3 separate regions of the Homo sapiens genome follow, and regions 1 and 2 are each linked to region 3. Evidence: chromatin contacts called from ENCODE Hi-C or POLR2A ChIA-PET data. All regions are on one chromosome and are shown on one strand. The core of a region is the stretch at or near the end of the contact, and the rest is flanking DNA. Distances in the headings are between cores, read along the strand shown. Region 1 overlaps PLCL2UT (PLCL2 upstream transcript). Region 2 holds the start of PLCL2UT (PLCL2 upstream transcript). Region 3 holds the start of PLCL2 (phospholipase C like 2).

Region 1 (3,866 bases), core at 739-3,238, 140 kb after region 3:
AGTAGAGGTGAACTTTTGTATGTCTTATGACCCAGGAATTTCACTTCAATTTATGCCCTAGAAAAATTATTGCACCTGTGTGTCTGTAGGCAAAGATATTCACAGTAGCCTCATGTATAATAATGAAAAATTGGAACTAACCTAAAAGTTCATTAATAAAAGAATGACTAAATAAATTTTGCTGTATTCACATAATGGAATATACACATAAGTGAAATAAACTACAGTCACATGCCTCAATATGGAGAACCCCAGAAGTGTTAAATTTAGTTAAATAAGTATCTTACAGAAGGATGTACAACTGCATACATTATACTTGCATAAAGAATTCCATTAATATAAATTTCAAAACATGATCACTACGCATTGCATACAGGTATCAAAATATCACATGTACCTCCAAAATATGTACAACTATTATATATCAATTTAAAAATTACATTAAAACATGTAAAACTAATTAACATATTATCTAAAAATACAAACACATGATTAAACTATCACAAAAGAAGGGAAATTAAGCACAGGAAAAGATGCTCAGTATCATTAGTCATTAGGGAAATGTAAATGAAAACCACAGTGAGTCACCATTTCATACCCACTAGGATGGCTATAATCAAAAAGACAGATAATACAAAGGGTTGATAAGGATGTGGAGAAACTGGAACCCTCATACTTCTACTGGAAATGTAAAATGCTGTCATCACTTTGGAAAACAGTCTGGCAAAGTGTGAAACACTCTGAAAGACAGTTACTCAAAAGTTTAAATACAGAGTTACCATATAACCCAGCAATTCCACTCCAAGGTATTGAAATACTCCAAAAGAACTGAAAATGTAAGACTACACAAACTTGTACTTGAATGTTCATAACAGCATTATTCATAATAGTCAAAAATGTAAACAACCTAAATGTCCATCAACAGACAAATGAACAAATAAAATGTGATGTATTCACACAATGGAATATTACTCAGTAATAAAAAGGAATGGCATATTGATACAGTCTGCAACATAGATGACCCTTGAAAACATGTTAAGTGAAGGAGCCAGACACAAAAGACCACATATTCTATAATTTTATTTCTATGAAATACCCCAAATAGGAAATCTAAATAGAAATAAAATTGATTAGTGATTGCCTAGGGTGGGAGTTAGGGGAAAGGGGAGAATGAATATAACTGCTAAGAAGTACAGGGTTTCTTTAGGGGATAATGAAAATGTTTTAAAATGTATTGTAGTGATGGTTGTACAACTCTGTTAATGTACAAAAAACATTAATTATATACTTTAAATGGGTCCATTGTATGATATGTGAATGATATTGCAAAAAAAGCTGTTATAAAAGATAAAATAAGGGCATGGGAGTACAAACAAAAATTTATAATAATGGTTACCTTTGAGAGGGAGAGAATGGAATAGAATTAGGGAGGAACCCACAGAACATTTCACAGTAAGATGCTTTTTATTAAACTAGATGATGGCACACATTGGTATGCTATATCATAATCTAATAACATAGACATATGTTATTAAATAATTAAAATTATTTTAATGGCTAAGAAGCATATGAAAAAGTTTAACCCCTCAAATATTAATAAGACAACAATCACATTGTTATTTTTAAACCTGTGAAATTACTAAGTGTTTGCATTTGTGTGGTGAAACACATGATCTTATACACTGCTGGTGGGGGGGGTGTTGGACATTGGTAGAAGCTGTCTGGGGAACAAATCTCACAACATGTACCATGAACCTTAAAATATGCATACTCTTTCATCTGGCATTTCTATTTCTGGGAGTATATTTATATCCTTCTCCCTCTGAATCTGGGAAGGCCCCGTGACTTGCTTTGACTGACAAGGTGAAGCAGAAGTAAGGCACTGGGACTTCCAGGCCTAGGCCTTAAGAGGACTGTCTGGGAATTTCCACTCTCTACATCCTGGAAGCTGGTCACCACGCTATAAATAAGCTCAGGCTACACTGCGGAATGATGAAAAGCCACACGGAGAGAGGCCCAGGAGGAGAAGAGACTGTCTTGGATGGGACAGCCCCAGCCACTCATCAGCTGAATGCAGCTCCATGAGCAACCTCAACTATACCACAAGGAGCAGAACTTCCCAGCTGAGCCCAGCCAGCCCACAGAATAGTGAGAAATGAATCATTGTCTTTGTTTTAAGCCACTAAGTTTGGGGGTGATTTGCAATGCAACAACAGAGCTAAACAATATCCTAAAGACATAATGAGAGATGTGAACAAATATTTATGGACAAGGCTGCACATAAGTGTTACAGGCAATAATAAAAAATTAGAATGTATCTAAATGCCTGTGTTGGCATCTATTGTTTCTTTGTCTACTCAGCATCATTTCTATTTTGTAACAGAATCCAGAATTTAAGAAAACCTCCCTCCTCATTTTCAGTCAATGTGGTTCCAATGAGGTTTTTCCCTACCCAGGAGTGAACATATGACTCAGACTTGGCAAAAGACCCCTTGGGGTTAGTTCAAGGATGGGCCATGACTCACGCAATGTGGTCACAATCAGAGTGAATCCAAGACTTGCTCAGGAGTTGTAGGAAAGTGTTCTTTCTTTTTAGACTGTTCGTAGCCAGAATGATTGAAGATGAGAGTTTCTAAGGTTGAGAATTAAGTGAACACCACAGAAGGTAGAACTGGGGGATGCAGAGAACCATGTCTACATGACATTTTTTAGTCCCTACATCAAGCTATACCCTGGACTTTCGGGTATTTAAGCCAGTATGAGTCCTTTGGCTTAATCCAGTTAAGTTGGGTTTTCTGTCTCTTGCAATCAAGATTCCTAACCAGTATAAGGTCTGTCTAAGTCAGGGAAAGTTTGTTTGCAAAGGAAAAGACATTCACCCAAACTAATTCCAGAAAACCAGGGAAAGTAAAGGAAGCAGAGATTCTTATGGAATTCACGAGAATTAGAAATTTAACAAACTGCAAATCTCTCCATTTTTTGTAGTTTCTATTTTAAATGTGTCTGCATCCTTTTTTTCTGCTTTATAGCTGGTTCTTCTGTCCTTTTAATACAGAAATTATCATAATAATCTCAGTTATTATGATAACCAGATGTTGTAAACCAGATGGTTCATAAAGTCAAAAAAAATTATGGAACCCAGACTTTATGTTACCTTTAAACTTGTTTCCCACACATCTAGATCACATAGTATCAGTATCCCAGTGCTAAATTCCCAGAGTAAAGATCTGATGGGCCCAGCTTTGGCCAAGTGTCTACCATGTCCAAAATCAATATTTATGATGTCTCTAGGGGTTCTCTTTTTTGAAGCTGTGAGCTGAACATGTTTTCTAAAGAAAGATGTGGTCAAGGAGTAAATTATCTGCATTTCTAGAACACCACAAAACAAAGGAGGAATAAGTAAGCAAATGGTGATGCAGTATGTAACTTATGCAGTCACCCAAAACATGTTTTCAAAAAGCACTTAACATTATTCAACAAATGATGCAGGGACAACGGGATTGCCACATGCAAAGGAATGGAGTTGGACTCACCTCATGCCATGTACAAAAATCAACTGCAAATGGATCAAAGAGCTAAATATAACAGTTAAAACTATAAAACTCTTAGAAGAAAACTTAGTTGTACATCTCCATGACCTTAGATTTGGCAATGATTTCTTAGATGTGAGACCAAATGATAAGCAACAAAAGAAAAAATAGGTAAGTTGGGCTTCATAAAATTAAAAGCTTTTGTGTATCAAAGCACACTGTCAAGAGAGTGAAAAGACAGCCCATAGAATAGGAGAAAATATTTATAAATCCTATATCTGATAAGGGTTTAATGTCCAGAATAGGTAAATGATTTATATAACTCAACAGCAACAA
Region 2 (4,236 bases), core at 1,473-3,972, 160 kb after region 3:
CCAGTGAGACAACTTCTTAGAGTTGGGTCCATCATTTTAAAATTCCATTGGTAACTTTTACCTTCAGTAACTGATTATAGCACAGCTATAGTTCCATATCATGGCTGACTCTGTAGCCATCCAGAAATGAAAAGTTCATTAACATCCACCCTTTCATCCTTTTTCTTCCCAAACTACATGCTCCAGTGAGTCAGGTTTGGTCCCATGAATCCCTCTTCTGACACCAACTGTGATAATTTGGAGCCAACTACAAGTTTAGAGAGCACAATATCCACAAAATGGCCCTCACTTCTGACAGCAACTGCAATTTCTGGTAGGTTCCCAAAGCCACTTTCAGTTTTCATAATTTTCCATAAGGACTCACAGGATTTCACTGAAAGTTGTTATACTGATTTTTACAGTTTATTATAGGGAAAGGATGCATATTCAAATTAGTCAAAGGAAGAAGTACAGGGCAGAGTTTGGGAAGATGCCAAACCTGAAGCTTCTGTGTCCCCTTTCCTGTGGAGTCAGCATGTATACTTTCCCAGCATCAATGTGTGGCAATATGCAGAGTATTGCCAGTGAGAGAAGCTCACCTGAACTTCAGTATCCAGAGTTTATATTGGGGTTTCATTATGTGCACATGACTGACAGACTGCCAACATGATTGAATTCAGTCTCTAAGTTGACTTACACCATGTGACCCAAAGCTCACACTCTGAATCACATGTTGATCTTTCTAGCATGACCAGCCCCCACCCTAAATCACATATTTGGTCTTTCTTGTGTAGCTAGCCTCACCCTAAGATCTGGTGTGGCCAGCTGCCACCCTAAACAAGGACACTCCCATTAAGTATTATATAGATCAACTCTCAGAAGCTGAGGGCAAAAGCTAGTCCTCTCTCGGGGTGAGGCCAAATTTTTTACTACACAGACCTGTACCTCACACCATATATAAATATTGACTCAAAATAGGCCAAAGACCTAAATTTAAGAGCTAAAACTATAAAATTCAGAATAAAACAAAGGTGTAAATTTTCATGACCTCCCACTAGGCAGAGGTTTCTTAGATACATCACCAAAAGTACAAGTGACAAAGGCAAAAATAGATAAATGGGACTTGACCAAAATGTAAAATATTTGTGTCTTAAAGGACACTATCAAGAAAGTGAAAAACAACCTACAAAATGGGTGATAATATTTGTACTTTTTTTTAGTATTTATAATGAATTTTTAAAATTTAATCTTTATTGGTTTAACTATAAAATTAATATTGCTCATTCTAAAATATCACATTTTAGGAGTTTATAACCCACCAAAAGGGAATCCAATAGTAACTTCCTATAAGAAAGCTACTCTTAACAATTTGGGGCAATATTCACAGAAATAACATTTTTACAAAAAATTTAAACTTTAAACACTGCTTTACAACTTGTTGTTTTCCCTTAATTTATATCAAGGCCACATTCTGTGTCAGTAGTTACATTGCTATTTCGTATTATACTATATGAATTTACAATTATTTACTGCTTCTCTATGAATGCACACTGGGGTTGTTTCCATTTTTTCTTTATTAAAAACAGTGCATCAGTGGGCATCCTTCATATGTAATTTTGATTGAAGTTACACATGAATAAAAGTCAGAGCTAACTGTGTAGATGTCTTTTCAAGTACTTCAGTGGATATCTGCTGTTTTGACCTGCCCAGTTAATTCTCTCATCTTCCTGTAACACATCCCATTTTCCTTTGGAGAATTGCCTCCCATATTCCATGCAGTTCTTAATGGGGCTGCAAATCAGAGTACCCTGCTACTCTGGCCATAGTAATTAGTGCAATAGGAGAGCCTGTGACCCAACCGAGTAATCAGATCCCTTCTCTGGGATTTAACATACGAATCCTAGCAAAGAAAAGCTCTTTCTTTACTTGGAGATGGTTCCTGGAAACATAGGAGCCTAGAGCTCTGTAGCCAGACTATCCCTTCCTTACTGCCTGAAGGGATCCCACTTAGAGTCAGAAAAATAAAATAGGTAAGAATGAGACTATTGCACAGAGGAAAACAGGTATGATCAAGAATGAGCTAATGACATTCACATTACTGAATCCAGTCCTAACCGAAGCAGTATCCACTCCTAGACTTCCCAGTTACTATATATAACAAATTCTCTTTTCTGTAGTTGGGTTTCTGTCTTTCATACAATAGTCCTCCCTTATCTGTGTGGTTTTGCTTTCCACGGTTTCAGTTACCCACGTTCAATAGCAGTCTGAAAATAGATGAGTACACTGCAATAAGATATTTTGAGAGAGAGAGAAAGCATGTTCAGATAACTTTTATTACAGTATATTGTTTTAATTGGTCCATTTTATTACTAGTTATTGTTGTTAACCTCTTACTGTGCCTAATTTATAAATTAAACTTTATCATAGACACATATGTATAGAAAAAAACAGTATATATTAAATTCGATACTACCTTCAGTTACATGCATCCATTGGGAGTCTTGGAATGTATTCCCTGTGAATAAGCGGGGACCACCGCAATGGAAAGCCTCACTAGTCATTACATTATTCAGCATCTTTTTACATCTGATGTCAGACTAGAAGTCTGGATGTGGCAGAATTCTAGTTGGTGCTAAAAGAGAAAGGCCCCATCTACTAACATACATGCAGTCAGCACAAACCACATAATCCCTAAGCACCTAGTGGCTGTTTGGCTGTACTGGCTCCTTGGTTTCCTAGCAACCAAGCTCCTTTCTTCTTCACACACTCACACCTTTTGTGACATTGCCTTCTCAAGGCTGCCCTTAATGTGAATGTTTGGGAGGTAGAAAAGGAAAAGGCAAGGAAATATACACAATATAATTTGCTCCAGGACTGGAGACTTGAGAACATATGCTAGAGGTGGCCTAGCTTACAGATTCAGAAAATTCACTGGCAGACTGAAAATAGCAAGAAGCCGGGCACAGTAGCCTGGGTCTGTAATCCCAGCTACTCATAGGCCAAGGTGGGAGGATTGCTTGAGGTTAAAAGTTTAAGACCAGCCTAAGAAACATAGCAAGACCCTGCCTCTAAAATTAAAAAAAAATTAAAAAAAAAAAAAAGTTGGTCATGGTAGTGTGTGCCTGTAGTCCCGGCTACTTAGGAGGTTGAAGTGGGAGGATCACTTGAGCCCAGGAGTTCCTGGGTGCAGTAAGCCATGCTTGCACTATTGTACTCCAGCCTGGGTAACAGACAGAGACCTGTCTCTAAATAAATAATCAGTTAAGTAAAGCAAGAGATTTTGCTTTGGTGTTAACATTCTTGCCTGCTTATACCTAATTATTTTTGTTAAAAAAATTAGTATGTATATTATTCAGTTAGGGCTACCACAACAAAATACTATAGATTAAGTGGCTTAAACCACAGAAATTTATTTATGCACAGTTCTGGAGGCTAGAAGTCCAAGATCAAGGTTCTAGTCAATTTGGTTTCTGGTGGAGTCTTTATTCCTGGCTTGCAGATGACCACCTTCTCACTATGCCCTCATATCACCTTTCTCCCATGTGTGCAGGGAACAGAGGGTGCACAGTCAAAGGATCTTTCCTCCCCTTCTTACAAGGTCACTAATCCCACCATGAGGGCCCCACCCTCATGACTTTATGTAACCCTAATTACCTCCCAAAGTCCCCATCTCTAAATAATATCACATTGGGAATTAGGGCTTTAGCATATAAATTTGGGGTGGGGGTACACAAACATTCAGTCCACAACAATACCTGAATATTAATAAAAGATGTTTTATATTCGTAATTCACATGATATTCACAACAGTGATGTGATAAGATAGGTTATATTGATAAAATTTTACATAATTGAAAAGTTAAGGGACACAGTCAGAAGACCAGAACAGCATTCCTCCCATCTGTGGACTAATTTATATTGTCTTCTGATCCCAGAGGCTTTCGATAATTTTCTCAGTCACAAGCAATGTCATATTAGGCACAACACTGCTAGAACTATGGTTTATTTGCTACTTTTTTTGGCAGCACACAAGGCCCTTTCCCTCAGTATTAGTTCCAATGCCGCATTATATAGAAATCAGTTAATAAATAGATGTTGTCATGAGGATGGCTACATAGGGTGCATAAATTTACAAGAGGAGAGCAACAGACTGAAATGTTAAAACTGATTTTATTTTCATTCAGTGGCATTGGATGCACTGGCAGCTCTGTCCATCCAGAGGCTCTCCAGAGTCTGCCTGGCCCTTGACCCCAGGCT
Region 3 (4,330 bases), core at 798-3,297:
TGAATCTCACTATGGACACTAATAAAGTTTGATTTTTTAATGCAAAAACAAGTATTCAAAACAATTAAAAGAAAGGGGTTAAAATTAGGTAGGCTGGTATCTTCTTTGGAATTTTCACCTCAAATTTTATTAACACCACAATGCAAAATCACCACAAATATTTTATGACAAATAAAAACAGAAATGTCACCTAACTCTGTCAATAGGATTGATTATCATGCACAGTTGAAAGCAACTTCCATGGAAACATAAGCTACAGAGTAAAAGAAAACGTAAGTCACTAAAAGCTATGTATGCAGCAAAAAGACACTTTACTTTCCTTAGTTTATCTCTACGTGTGTGCTGCAGGTAGTTAATACACTTCATCTCCAAACCCTTCAAATTGTGTCCTTGCCCAGACATAAACTGCGCAAACAGATGACAAAGGGAAATGCAGTTTCACAATTGCCTCTTACATAGAGTAGCAAGATGGTATATTTCACTAGATTACTGCATAAGTTGATAACACCATCAGACATTTTCACAGTACTTGGAAGATTTCTGTAGGTCCAATAAAATTTCAGATACCACCACTGCCAACTCTCTTTACTGTGGCACGTTCTGCCCTCCCACCAGTTATCAGCCACAGGAAGGGTGGGTGCAGCCTGTCAATTTGCTTTGCTGCTCCCTGTCCTGATAACTCCTTGATTTTCAGAAAGCAATGTTTTCATTTGCTCCAAACTTGAGCGAGCCGAATGAGCTGGTCTTGCCTAAGGCTCTGCTCTTCTTAGCTCATCAACTATTTTTTTTTGCACTTCATGTCATGAAAAATATTTTTACATTGCGAACCAAAATGTAACATTAGAATGAAACTAACACAAACTCGGGAGTTCCTAATATTACTTCTTGAGTTTAAAATGCTCAAAACAATCGCTGGCTTTCTTCCGCTAACACTGTGCAAGCAAAACCAAGCAAACTGCCCAAAAGAACTTCCACAGTACTCGAGGCCTGCCTACTGCAGCAAGGAAAAAGATTAAATCGTGTGGAACTGTAATCTCTGAGCTTTTGAGCCTAAGAAAGCGGAAATCTGCATTTATGTTCAGAAATCTACTCTATTTTTCTTTGTGACTGAGTGACCGGATATTAGGAGATTTTGCACCCTCGAAGTGTAAACATTTGTAAGAGCCAACTAACTGTATACGGATCAGAAGAACCCTATTAAATAATCTCTGTTCACCCTCTGTTCGCCGCCTGGGATTTTTAAGAAAATGTTCTCACATTTCACATAATCCCTATCTGTGTTTAAGATACAATAGAAATCTTACAGGGAGTCTGTTAACCAGACTAGGCTACACATAAGAGTATGCCCTACCCCGGCAGGTACAAGGCCCTAATGCCAGACCAATCCTGGAAGAGGTGACAGCCCCAAGTTCAACTGAGGATGTCTGAGCACAGCTCCCCCTGCACATTAGGGATCACCTCTCCATTCTTTCCACATGCCATTTGCATCCAATCCCCGCTCAACCACCCCAAGCACCCATGCTCCAGTGGTTCCTGTTAGCAGTGGGCTTCCTCCTTCCACCACCACTCCCCCAGGGAGAAAATAGAATCCAAGGACGGCTGAGGGTGGGCGATGAGCGCCCTTCTCCCACCTACCTTGATGATGCTGCTCCGGCGGGGCAGGCCGCCCGGCTTGCTCTCCCGGGGGAGGGTACAGACGACCGCGCTGGGGGTCGGGGCGAGCGCAACGCCGCGGGGTCCCCTGGTAGGGCTAGCCCGGGCTTCGTCCCCGGACACGCCGAGGCTGCAGTCTCCGTTGGAAACCCCGCCGCTGTCATAGCGCGCCCGCCCGTGGCCGAGGCGACCTCCCCCGCCACCGCCTTCCCCCACTCCGGCTTTCAGGGCGCCCTTGGCGCCGAGGGCCGGGCCCGGGGAGGTGGGCAGGGCCCCGCCGGCGGCGCCCCCCCGGCCGCACTCCGCCATGGGCGCCCCGCGACCCGCCTGCACAAAGCCGCGTCCTCGCGTCCCCGCGTCCCCGCCGCCGCCTCGGGCCGCCGCGCGCGGCCCCTCCTCCTCTCCTCCCGCCGCCGCCTCGGCCGCTTCTTCCGCTTTTTTTTTTTTTTAATTTAGATGTGATGTTTGTTTCGAGCTCTCGCCTTGCGCACGGTTAAAGTCGCGGCGGCAGAATTATCGGAAGATTCCTGCAGGGGAAAGAAGAGAGAGACGAGTCAGCTCCGGCGCCGGCGGAGCCCCGGCTCTCGGCACCTGGGGAAGGAAAACACGCCCCAACACACGCGCCTCTGCGGGCGCCAAAAATAACCCGCGCGGGCCGGGCGCCCACCCCGGGGCAACCCGCGCCCACCTCAGGGGCCCCAGGCACCCACCCCGAGGTAACGGGGCGCCCACGTCAGGGGCTCGGGGCGCGCTTCCCCGGGGCTCAGAGCAACTGGGGTCGGAGCACCCGCCACGCAGGAAAAGGCGCCCACCTCCGGCGAAGGGCGAGGGGAAGTGGCGGCCGCCCCGACACTCTCTGGACACGCGGAGGCGGCTCCCGAGGATCTCCCGGCCCCGGGCGGGCGGGGGGCGACGCGTGGGTCTCTCCGGACCCTAACTCCCCAGAGGCTGCCGCGTGCCGAGCTCTGTCACGTCCCCTCAGAGCCCCGTTAAGGCCCGCGGCGCCGAGAGGAAGCCCACGGCGGGCAGGGGCGGCCGGGTATGACAATCGCCGTGCGGCCCCGGGGCAGCTCCCGGAGGGGGCAGCCCAGACCCACCCCACCCGCCGGCTGCTGTCTCCTCCCGAGCTCGGCGCTGCCCCCTACAGGCCGCGTGGTCCCTCCTCGGTCGCCCCCTGACCCACCATGAGCCGCCTAGCTCCCTGTCGAGATTGCCGCCGTCGCGGCTGCTGTCACCGAGGCCGGGTCATCGGGCCGCGGGGACCTCAAAGCCGAGTGGACGGGAGCCCCAAGTCATTGCCTATCCTTCGCCTCCCCAGAGCTGCTGCAACTGTCAGTCACCCACCCGGAACCCCGAGGGGCAACTACCAAGTAGGCCTCGGGGCCCGGAACAAGGGTCCCGGGGCTCAGGATCTCGGCCGCTGCGCCTCACTCCTGCCCCAGCCCCGCGCACGGAACTCGTTTCCTTCCCACCCAGTTCGGGACACTCCTCTCTGACTTCCCCAGTAGGTCAGACTCATTTCATACACTGGGACCAATTCCTTTCCCTTGGGCTCCTGATTGATTCAACTAGTTGGAAGGATGCTGAGGCAGGGGTGAAGGCTGGGGTGGCTGGCAGGCTATGAGGGGCAGAGGACATCAGCAGAGCCTATTTCGTGCCCTCTGAGTCTCCACACACAGATTTATCATTGAGACCTTCCCGATTCCCCTACCAGGGATGCCGGCTGGCCCTGCCGGCCTGCGGGGCCCAGCCTAAGTCAGGCTCATCTTTTGGGACAGGATCTCACTTGCAGCGCTACAGCCAGTCCCTCTTCTGGTTCTCACGCACCCACTTAAGGCGGAGTGACTGGCCTAAAAGTCCAAGCTGATCGTGTGGCTTCCGTTCGTAAATATCTCCCCTGGATCTCCCTCCCTGGAGCCAGACAAGACTCAAAACTCCGAAGGGTGAGACCCCAGACCTTCCACCGCCACCCCACGCCCCAGGCCTGGGCCCACCCACCTCTCCATCCCAGGCTCCGTGGGCTCCAGCTTCCTACCCTCTCTGGCACCCCAGCCCTTCCCCAACTCGTGTGCTTTCATTTCCAGGAATGCAGTCCCCGCAGGGCGCAAAGGAGAAACTAATAGTCCAGAGGCGGGGTGAACTTAAAGACCTGGCTTTCATTAGCGTGGTGTTGTAACAGACTGCCAAGGAGCCTCTGAGGAAATGGATTTACGTACATATACATACTCGCCCTTGCCCCTGAAGCAACATCAAATACTTTCATGTTATTCTTGGGGGCGTTTTAATTCTTCCGATCCTCTGAATTCGTGTTTTTGTACATCTCTTTCCAACCTGGGCCTACACACTAACAGAAATAGTTTTTTACATCGAAGGACAATGCTTAGTGTTTTATTCAGTCTCAGCTCTTTTCTTTCTTTTTTCTCGTTGTGTTTCAAAATGTTTATTTTTTCTGTCTTGTGATAGTTTTGGAGGAAAAATATTGAAATAATTCAAATCAGGCTCTTAACTCTGCTTTATTAAATTTATAGTCATAGTAGCCTGTGAGTATGCTTCGGGGGAGGAAAAAAGAATGCTGGGGTCTTTATTCTTCAAGTTCTCTAAGTTTGATATTTTGAATAAACACCCAGAGGTGTCTCTGCCTTTTGTGTGTTAGTATCTAATCTTTCCTGCATTTACG

Evidence for each region. A loop is a pair of places that touch in the nucleus more often than their neighbours do. ChIA-PET counts read pairs that join two places held with the same protein, here RNA polymerase II (POLR2A). Pooled maps may share reads with other maps.
Region 1: a map of cardiac septum shows a loop between it and region 3 (12-fold over the local background). The contact joins the enhancer-like site here to the promoter of PLCL2 in region 3. A Hi-C loop is called at or near these places in 3 of 168 maps with a recorded cell type or tissue (Right ventricle myocardium inferior, Right ventricle myocardium superior and cardiac septum) and 7 of 50 pooled maps. POLR2A ChIA-PET finds 5 or more read pairs at or near these places in 1 of 52 experiments (OCI-LY7).
Region 2: a pooled map shows a loop between it and region 3 (2.2-fold over the local background). The contact joins the promoter of PLCL2UT here to the promoter of PLCL2 in region 3. A Hi-C loop is called at or near these places in 1 of 50 pooled maps. POLR2A ChIA-PET finds 5 or more read pairs at or near these places in 2 of 52 experiments (OCI-LY7 and activated CD8-positive, alpha-beta memory T cell).

What each region holds. Positions count from the first base shown.
Region 1 is chr3:16,740,218-16,744,083 of GRCh38, reverse strand. The region is part of intron 1 of PLCL2UT (PLCL2 upstream transcript); the gene reads right to left. Among named protein-coding and RNA genes, the nearest start is that of PLCL2UT, 18 kb to the right of the region's middle. Within about 2 kb of position 1,988, at least 4 of the 41 ENCODE cell types and tissues checked have a DNase peak (open chromatin) inside an H3K27ac peak, as active enhancers do.
Region 2 is chr3:16,722,652-16,726,887 of GRCh38, reverse strand. PLCL2UT (PLCL2 upstream transcript) reads right to left here and starts at 2,722. Exons shown (of 6, transcript NR_199590.1): 1 at 2,453-2,722.
Region 3 is chr3:16,882,672-16,887,001 of GRCh38, reverse strand. PLCL2 (phospholipase C like 2) reads right to left here and starts at 2,047. Exons shown (of 6, transcript NM_001144382.2): 1 at 1,636-2,047. The coding sequence starts at 1,962. LOC105376972 (a long non-coding RNA gene) reads left to right here and starts at 2,660. Exons shown (of 3, transcript XR_002959616.2): 1 at 2,660-3,157; 2 at 3,432-3,596; 3 at 3,738-4,074. RefSeq lists enhancers at 1,197-1,696, 1,697-2,192, 3,195-3,903 and silencers at 1,685-2,014, 2,225-2,894.